Linked DNA regions of Homo sapiens: region 1 is linked to region 2. The links are chromatin loops, found by intact Hi-C in ENCODE. Cell type or tissue: psoas muscle. All regions are shown on one strand.

Region 1 (5,000 bases), 140 kb before region 2:
CTGATCTGACAGGAGGCGGAGCTCAGGGAGTAATGCTCATTCACTGCTCACCTCCTGCTCTGCCTGGGATTCCTAACAGGTCACAGACCGGTACCAGCCCACTGCCTGGGGTTTTGGGGACGCCTGCTTTAAGAAACTAACTGTACACTCGTTTCTAGAAATTCAAGAGAAGGAAAATCTGTTATACTTACCCGCATTTTCTCTTTTTCCTTTGTTCTTTTTTCCTTCCTGATATTCCATTAGTCTCCGTTTGAGTAATTCCTGCTGTTTCAAGAGCATTTTTTGGACAGTCTTTTAGGGTAGGTGTGTTGGTGACATGTTCCCTTAGTTTTCCCGCATCTGAAGTCTTGTTCTTGCCTTCAGTTCTGCAGGATATTTTTGCTGGATATAGAATTTGGGGTTGACAGTGTTTTTTCGTTTTAGCACCTGACATTCTGTGGTGCTTTCTTCCTTCTATCAGGGTTTCTCATGACAAAATCTGATTTCTCATATGAAATCTGCTGTTATTTGAATTGCTTTTTCCCCAATGTAAGTAAGGTGTGGTTTCTCTCTCCTTGATTTGTCTTTTCATTTTTGGAAGTTTGCCTATGATCTCTCTAGGCATGGATTTCTTTAGGTTTATTCTGTTTGAGGTTCTCTAGACAGCTTCTTTTGCCAAACTTGGGAAATTTTCAACCATTATTTCTTCACATGCTTTTTCAGCCCTGCCCTTTTTCTCTTCTCTTTTCAGAACTCCAATGACACTAATGTTAGATCTTTTATTATAATCCCAGAGGTCCCTGAGACTATGTTAATATATTTTTAAAAAATCTGTTTTCTCTCTGTTGTTCAGTTGGGCAATTTCTGTTGTTCTGTCTTCAGGTTCACAGATGGTTTCCTCTGCCCTCTCCACTGTGCTTTTGAGTCCATTCAATGAGTTTTTACTTTGGTTACTGTATTTTTCAGTTTTAAGATTTCCCTTTCATTCTTCTTTACATCTTCTGCTTCTTTACTGAGTTTTCTATTTTTTCATCTTTTTTTTGCCTGTTCATAATTGCTCATTAGAAGATTTTTCTGATGGCCCCTGCAGAGTCCTTGTCAGATTATTCCAACATCTGTGTCACCTCAGTGTTGGCAACTGTTGATTGTCTTTTCTCGTTCAAGTTGAGCTTTTCCTGGTTCTTGGAATGATGAATGATTTTTTTTTTCTTTTTTCTTGAAACCTGGGCGTTTTGGGGGTAATGTTATGATGTGGAGCTTATTTAAATCTTCTATTATAGTGGCCTCTGCTGCACCACCCTGGCTTGGGAGGAGGTGCTCCTCACGTGGCCTCCAATGACATTGTGGGGTGGAGGCATCTTACCATTGGAAGGTGATGAATGTCGCAGTTCTTACTCAACCTTGACAACCTCAGTGGGGAGAGAGCAGTGCCTGATTATCCCCTGGGTGGTGGATGGGGTGGGTGGGTGTTCAGGCTCCCAGGTAGCCTCTGCTGATGCTTATTGCTGACCTGCAGGGATGACTGTCTGCTCCCCACTGCACCTTCTCTGACACCATCCTGTTGTTCAGGGTGGCGTCTTCTGACAGCAGACTGAGGGGGGCCATCTAGCTCTTCACTCCCCTTTGCTGATGGGGTTAGAGTTGGGGCCACAGTCTTTTCTGTGGCGTTTGGTTGAAGTGGGACGGTTATAGTCTAAAAGGTTTTGGTTTCTTGGCTTCTCTCTTACAGTCACCATGTAACAAATGCAGACATCTCTGAGATCACCATGCAGTGAGGAAGTCTAAGCTGGTGGCATGAAGAGGCCACATGGAAAGGGCTAAAAAAGGGGCCAGCCTCAGTCATCCCAGCTGAGCACCTGGCTGGGAATAAAAGAGGACTCCGTGGATGTCCAGCCCAGTAAGATGACCTCAGCCCCAGCCACCAACTGACCAAGCACACAAGACATCGTGAGGCTGCCTGCTGGAGCCTGGCCAGTGGGACTGTAGAGTAACTCATTGTCGTAAGTCAATACTTTTGTGGGTGATTTGTTTCATAAAGTGGCCTCCAAAAGAGAAATTGGGGGTACAGAGTTTCTAGGTATAATCTTGTGCATTCATTATAGTTGTAATCATTGATAATTTATTTGTGTATTTTTCCTGAAAGTTTTATAACAACATGATTTATAGTGCATAAAATAAACATATCCCTACACCCAACAAACCTACCTGTTTTTTTTGTTTTTTTTTTTTTTGAGACAGGGTCTCACTCTGTTGCCCAGGCTGGAGTACAGTGGCATGATCATGGTTCACTGCAGCCTCAACCTTTTGGGCTCAAGCAATCCTCCTACTTCAGCCTCCCAAGTAGCTGGGGCTATGGGCATGTGTCACAGCACCCAGCTATTTATTTCTTTTTGAGACAGGGTTTCACTCCTGTCACCCAGGCTGGAGTGCAGTGGTGCGATAGCTCACTGCAACCTCTACCTCCTGGGCTCAAGCAATTCTGCTGCCTTAGTCCCCCGAGTAGCTGGGACTATAGGCACATGCCACTGCACCTGGCTAATTTTTGTATTTTTTTAGAGGCGAGGTTTCGTCATGGTGCCTTGGCTGTTCTTAAACTCCTGAGCTCAAGTGGTCCTCCTGCCTTGGTCTCCCAAAGTGTTGGGATTACAGATGTGAGCCACTGCATCTGGCTAATTTTTATATTTTTTTGTAGAGATGGATTTTCACCATATTACCCAGCTGGTCTCGAACTTCTGGGCTCAAGTCATCTGCCTGTCTCAGCCTCCCAAAGTGCTGGGATTACAGGCATCACTGCACCCCGCCTAAAAGTGCCTTAATTTTAAAAGAAATACAGGTTTTATTTGATATGTGTCTAGTATATTCTTAGGACTTTCTTTTAACCAATAAGAACCCCTACCAACTATCCCCCAAGATATAGAATTTATAACCCTATGTGATGACTGTATGTTTTGAACCAAAACCAAGTATGATGAATGGTACCAGCTCAGGGGCCCTGGAGACACGAGGAAGCCTCACTGGTGAGAGGTGACTGCCTGTGGGCCGCACAGTTTCCTGGAAAGGCAGTGAGAGCATCTGGTACCTCCAGACACTGCAGAAACAGTGTCACAGAAACATCTCAGAGGCGTCACTTCTCTTTATCAAGATTTTAAAGTGATTTCAACATTAAAAAAAAACAACAACAATGTAAAGAATTTGAGTGTGGAGTGATGATCATGCTTCCAGGTTAGGATCAGGCTTTTTCTCCCATTGTCTTGTTGATTTAAGGTGCAGGAACTCCTGGGATGGTGTTGCCCAGTGACACAATCCCAGTGTGGCCATTTCTGATCCCGAGAAAGCAGTCAGGAGTGGGTGGATGCAGTTACAGTTCATCAAGTCCTGCTAGTTCAAGTCATGAGTCCTGAATTCTCCAGGAGGAGCCACTAAAGAAATGCAGAAGCAGGCAATCCTTGCAATAAGGTGGGATGAGGTTCTTTGGTTGCTGCCGTTACGGGGGTGGGGTGCATGTTGGGGCCTGGGGGGTGAGGCTGAGGGCTCCCCCAGTCTGTCCCTCCCTGAGCCTGAGCTCTTGGTTCCCACCCAGTCCTTTGTTTCTTTCGTCTCTGGGAGCACCTGCACCCCTGGTTTGCAGCGTGTCCTAGGGTGAGTCACCATGAGCCCCAGGTTCCCATGTGTAAAGGATGGGCAGCGCTCCCTCACCTGCTTCTGCACTAAGCCCTTACAGAGCCCTCAGACGGAGACTGCTGCTTTCATATCTTGCAGGCCAGCAAACTGCCAGTGTGAAGGATGCCCAGGTAACCTGCCCATGCCAGAACGGCCAGGAGATGGTGGAACCAGAATCTAAGCCCACGCCCATCTGACCTCAAAGTCTGTGCTCCTGAGGTTCGCACCGAGTTGCCTCCTAAGACTTGCTGAAACTGGATCACGTCCATTTACCCATCTCTGAGAGAAATGCAAGCTTTAAAAAAGGAAATATTTACTATGGATATTTTACAATAGTTCCAAAACATGAAAGTTTTAAATAAGATATTCTTAACCATCCTCACCACATCTTCAGGTTCCCTTACAGCCACTGTGTTTTGACGATTGCCCATTAGAAAAAAAGACTATGCTTTCTGTAGGTTTTAAAGGAATGGTGGTGAAATAAGGAGCATTCCCTGAGCAGATCTTGCCTGCGGGCACACCTCTGAGCATTGGACCAGGCGAGAAGAGCCCATGTGTTGGCTGCTTTGGGATCCCAGCACTGCCAATGGCAGGTGGGCTGTGGCCCAGGGAGAGAACCTAGCCTTTTGCATTCTCTTGCCCCATTTGAAAATGGAGACGATAGTGGCGCCCCGCTCAGTGTTATTTTGAGGATTTGAATGTATCTCAGATGTAGTACCTGGAAAAATATAAGTGCTCAGTAAATACGGTTGCCAGATAAAATGCAGGAAACCTATTTAAATTTAAGTTTTGGCTGGACAATGAATAGAATAATTTTTCTTAGTATGAGTATGTCCTTATATTTCATCTGCTAAATTTAGCAACCTCCTCAGTAAACGATCACTACAATTGCAGAAACGCCTTATGACAGATATAGTAAATCTGTAAAGAAATAGGAACTTGCATTTATTTTTACTAAGCTCTGACTGGTTAAGATAACTGGGCAAGAGAAGATATCTTCGACTAAACTTGCAGCACATAGAGTATAGAGATTCAAATTTGAAGTCCTATAGGACTAGAATGGCCAGAGGTGAACTGTAGCGAGCTTATCTAAAGAGGACCAATTTCAAAAGTTCCTCAGAGACTTAAATGGGCCCACAGACCCCTCCTGTGTCTTTGCATAAGCCAGCTCGTTATATCAGTTATAAGTTGATTTCCAGAGAAATGTACCCTGGAGATCCCTCTCCCACTTGAAATAGGACTGGCCAATCCAGATGTCCCCCAGGTGATGTTGGCTCAAATGGAGCTCCATATATTGGAGAATCTATTCAAGAAAACAAGCAAAAGTATTTGTGACTGAGTTAGCTAATGCCAGCTGGTAT
Region 2 (5,000 bases):
TGGAGCCTACCAGGAGGCCAAGAGGCCAAGAGGAGATGGGAGAAGGACCCTGAGACACATGGGCTGTGCTTCTTTCAGGAAAACCCAGGGTTGATGACAATGATCAGCAAACACGAGGGGAGGGAGGGGAAGCCTGGTGCCCAGGGCCCCAAGACATAGCTGGAGTCTGGCCTGGGCCCCATTTGGGAAAACTCAGAGGGTTGGAGGAGGTGTCTGGGGAAGAGTCAAGGGTGGGAGATGACTGAAGTCGGGGAGGCCCTGCCTGGAAAGGAGAAAGCTGCCTGCTTTGTTTCTACACTTGAAAAAATGCCAGCCAAGTTAGCCTCACAAACACTGTGGGCACAGACGGAAGAAAACAAGATATTAGGTATCTGGAGCTGGATTTTTCCGATGACCGGGTGCTTACTAATCTAATCTTCCCAGGCAGAGTGACGAGCTTGCAGATTGCAGAGAGTGATAGATGTTACCTATCTTGAGTTCAGTTGGGCCGTTGCTCTTCGCTGCGTGACAAACCTCCCCCACCCCCAAACCAGGAGCTAAAGGGAACATTAGTCCTGTTCTCTGGATGACAAGGCGGAGGACCTGGGCCTCCACGGGCCATCACATATAGCAGGGGCTCAGAGTGATGTCTTGGGGGCCCAGGCCTGTGTGATGGTGTCATGATCTCCAGGAATGGAGAACAGATGATGTGTGATGTTTTGCAGAGGACATCCAATGTGGGTGGGAAGGGGTCTGCCCAGGGAGGAAGGATCTGGACTCACGGGGCTGAGGTGAGGGGGGTCAAGTGCCCTGCAGGGCCAGAGGCACTGGCCGGAGGGGCTTGCCCAGGTCCTGGCTGGTTTGGGCCTGTTCGTCTCATACCTTCCCCAGGCCTGGCACTGGGCTAGGATGTGGATCTTATTCTGTCTCTCCGAGGCAGCAGTGGGGCGGGTACTGCTGGGTGAGCCCAAGCCCGGGGCTGCCGCCGACTTCAACACTGAGCTCTCAGCCTCCCACGTGCCTCCCGCCCCCTGGGCCGCTTCCCCCAGAGATGAGTAAAGGACTGAAAAATTAGAACCAGGAGGGAAGTTTGGGGGAAGGTGAGGCTGCAGGCTGGTGGTGAAGTCTGCAAGCACAGGAGGATTACGGCTTTTTACACGAAGGGTGTTGGGTGGGTGGTTCTCTCTCCTCTGCTCTGGACAGAACACAGGAAGCTGGCTTGGATGGCAGCACCGAGCCTTCGAGCTGGGGTAGGGAAGAGATCTTGCCAGCAAGGGGCAGATATGCAAATGAGTTACTAGTAAACCTCCGTGTGTGGAAGTCTCAGAGATGGGCTGGTGATGCCTGGTAGCCGTGACCACCTGCAGCAGAGTTCCAGGATTTCTGCAGGGACCACTGTGGGAGCCCCCCGGGCTGCGTGAGAATCCCCACCAGTCACTGAGTCAGTCCAAACCTTGGTGTCCCTATCTGTGTATTGACACAAACGTTTCTGCTCATGAGACTGCTGTGAGGATTGGAGAGATACTGTGTGTTTTCAGATCGAAAGTACCACACACGTGCGACCCTCAATGCACACACGTGCACACGCATGGACCCTGGCAGATGCGCTGGGTCCAGATGAATCATGGAATGTGCTGGGGTGTGCTCTGCTCCCCTCCTCAGCCCCCTTCCTCTCCCTGGACTTTCTCGAGTCAGAGCAGAGATCCTCTGGGGCTGAGTTCAGTTGCATGGAGCCAGGGGAGCCACAAGGGCCTGGCGCTCTACGCCTCCCTCCTGGGCTTTCTCCCCCAGGCCTGGGAGCGGAGGAGACATGGAAGCAGCTGGGTGGATCCAGCCAGAGGTGAGAGTATAACCAGCAAAGCAGCATTTGCAGGCTGAGATCTCCTCCCCCTGCTGCAACTTACTGGGAGCGGGGCCTGTTGCACAACCAGGCCTGCCTGGACGTTCACCAGGAGCTTACCCAGAGGGTGGCTGGGGGCCCAGGACCTTTCTGGCTGCAGTGGCTCCAGGCCTGGGCCACCCCTCACCCGCTCAGCCTGGACCTAGGCCCTGCTGGCTTGGCCCCATCTCGGGACTGGCCTGGGCTGGGGTGGGGCTGTCCTCTGGCTCCTGTCTTTGCTGACCCTGCAGGCCAGCCCTTGCAGCTGTAAGGGGTTAATTAACAGTCACGCCGGGCAGAAGGGTGGTAACCAAAGGGGAAAAAGTGGGGAAGTGACAAAAGTTGAAGAAATCTCACAGGGCCCTCACAGCTGGGGGCTCTAGTTCCTGATTCTCTTGCTGAGACGGTGCCTGACGGCAGCCCTTGGCCTCTGCCTCCCCTTCCACCCCCGCCAGTGAGGGTGCAGGTTCCCCTCCCGACACATCCCCCCAAGCACCCCTGACTCAGCTCCTTCCACAGCCTGCAGATCCCGCAGCGGGTGGCTGTGGGGCTGGGAGTCTGGTCAGGGGTCAATTGCATTTCCTCGCTGGTCTGCCCTGGATGCTTCCTACTCAGAGGCCGAACATCTGAGTCTCAGGGAGGTCAAGTGACCAGCGGTGTGCCTGAGCTCATGGCCAGTGGTGTGGCTGGGATCCAACCCCCGCCTGCAGTGGGGCTATGCCGCCGAGTTCCTTACTCCTGAACTCTGCAGAGGGGTCTGGGGAATGGGCGAGAGGGTCCACAGCCAGGAAGGCTGTCATGCACGCAGTGGAGCTTTAGTGCGCCCTGTCCTGTCCGGGGTGGGAACCGGTGAAGGACTTAACCTGACAAGGGACAGAAGTGCCTCCCCACGAGAACTCGTCCCTTTGAGCAGCCACTCATGGACCCAACAGGATAGGAAGCACCTGCAGCCCTCTCTGCAGGGAAGAAGCCCTGACTCTGGGGAAGAAGGCCTCCCTTGGGTCTTCTCTTGGGTCCTCTTGCTGAGATTTGGACCCAGGGCTCATGCCCATTAGCCTGGGAGTGTCTCTCCTGGTCCTCCTGCGTGTCCTGTCCTGACAGAGCGGACATGCATTTCTCCAGTGTGACCACATCGGGGCTGAGTTTAAAAAGCCAAGTCCCATTTCTAGCTGGTAGTGTTGAGAAGGAAGCCACATGGGGTGGTGAGGAGGTGGGTGGAAGAGGGGGGCCTGGCTCCTGTGGGAGGACTGCTGTCCCACTGTCCACCTCCCCTCCAGGTCAGCCCTGGGTCTCCCTCCTCATCCTCCTGAGCATTCTCTCCATGAATAAGGGAGGTGATTCCAAGAGGCCCGTAGCGGGTCCTGGGGCAGAGGCTTCGAGTTTAATTTTATCGTGAATACATTTGGTATCGTAATGAGAAAGCACAGTAATAATGATGATGGTAACAAAGTCATTCATTCAACATCGACTGCATGCCACAGCACACCCTAAGCTTGGACGCTCTGATATAATCCTTCCCACAAATTTAACATCCCTAGTACTGATGAAGACGTTGGGATACAGAGAAACGTGCTGAGTTTCCACGGCTGGAGAAAGGCAGAGCTGGATTTAAACCTGGGGCCTGGAGCCCCATGCTCGCCCTTTCTCTATGTGGCTCCTTAAACCTGTAGGTGATCGGCTCCATCCTTCAAGACCACACTTGGGGTTTGTCAAGGGTAAAGTAGGTTTATCATCTTAAAGCTCTGCTTTGTGCTAAGGCTAGAAAAAAACCCGATTGCTCACCTCAGAGCTTACAGGTGAAGAAATCACCATTTGCCTATTCACGCGGGGCCAGGGAGATGGTGGAGACACCCACAGTTGAGGGGCTGTGAAAAGAGAGGCTAACTCTAGCTCAGTAAGTTTTTAGCCAAGTGACCTTGGGCAAAGTCCCTAATCTCCCAGAGCTCCAGTTTCTTCACCTGTAAAATAGGTGTGATAATAGCTTCTGGCAGGATTTATGAGTTTACATGGCTGCCACAGCATGGTACCCTGAACTGAGTGACGTCAACGACAGAAACGTATTGTTCTGCAGACCCAGAGTCCAAGATCAAGGTGCAGGCAGGGTCGGTTCCTTTTGGTCCTGGGAGGGAGACTGTTCCAGGTCTGCCCCAGCTCCTGGTGTTTTGCTGGCTGTCTCTTCCTGATTTCTGCCCATGTGGCTGTGCTCCTGGGGGATAAGACAGAGTGTCACAAAGTGGCCTGTGCTAGGCCAAGATGTTGGCTCCGTTGAGACAGAACCATGTCCTGTGTGCTCAAGCACAATCTATATTCCAGACCTCTGGGGAAAGGTGGGGAAAGAGATGGGTGAATGCTCTGGTTTCTCTCTTTAGTTGACGCTAGGGTAAGGGCCATACCCTCTGTTTGGGCCAGATTGGGCTGCTGGGCTGGGAGTCAGCTCTAAGAGCCACAGTGTGGGCCTTTCCCAGATCCCTCGTGGAATGGGGTGAGCAAGCTGCTAAGCTGCTGAGCACAGTGCTGCCAGCTCTGCGCTCCACCAAGCTCATTTTTATCCATTTCATTTTTACTTGGCAAATAATAATTGTCTGTATTTATGGGGTGCAATGTGATGTTTTGATACATGTTTACATTGTGAAATGATTAAATCAAGCTAATTAACAAATCCATCACTTCACAAATTTATTTTTTATACAGAATGGGGACTATAATAAATAAAAGATGCATTGCATATTTCGCAATTGCTAAAGCATAGTAGATTTTAAATGCCAGCTTCACTCTCTGTAGTCCGGTATAGACGTGGCCCCCCCCCATGCCCTTTCAGTAACAAAAACATACACACACATGCATGGATATGGAGCTCTTTAGACACATGACCGGATACTTGAAGGGCTGCTACTCTTTGGGACAATGTTGGCTGTTTACTGAGCTGTGAGTGAAGATGCTTACAAGATGATCAATGTGCTGAAGAAATTCCACTTTGCACTGGGGTGTAGCAGGCCAGCCCAGCCAAGTGCAAAGAGCTGATATCGTATTGGGAGCATGCTATGGTAATTGTGTGTGTGGTGGTAGGGGGCCTACTAAAGTTAGATGGGTAGAGCCATGGTGATACTTCATTTACCACCTCTGTAATCTAAGAACAGAAGCT

The links. Peaks named below come from ENCODE experiments on the same cell type or tissue, not always from the same donor. Only the 100,000 strongest peaks of a DNase experiment are listed, where the experiment ranks them.
Region 1: a loop joins it to region 2, with 3.0 times the contacts of the local background. A loop is called at or near these places in 55 of 110 quality-filtered maps.

What each region holds. Positions count from the first base shown.
Region 1 is chr2:8,670,016-8,675,015 of GRCh38, reverse strand. ID2-AS1 (ID2 antisense RNA 1) reads left to right here. Exons shown (of 4, transcript NR_110154.1): 2 at 1,709-1,979; 3 at 3,244-3,435; 4 at 3,739-4,032. Among named protein-coding and RNA genes, the nearest start is that of ID2-AS1, 9.3 kb to the left of the region's middle. In psoas muscle, no CTCF peak of the experiment used is centred here; no DNase peak of the experiment used is centred here.
Region 2 is chr2:8,532,206-8,537,205 of GRCh38, reverse strand. No RefSeq gene overlaps it. Among named protein-coding and RNA genes, the nearest start is that of LINC01814, 49 kb to the left of the region's middle. RefSeq lists cis regulatory regions at 1-1,530, 1,553-2,555. In psoas muscle, no CTCF peak of the experiment used is centred here; DNase peaks (open chromatin) are centred at 1,965 and 2,295.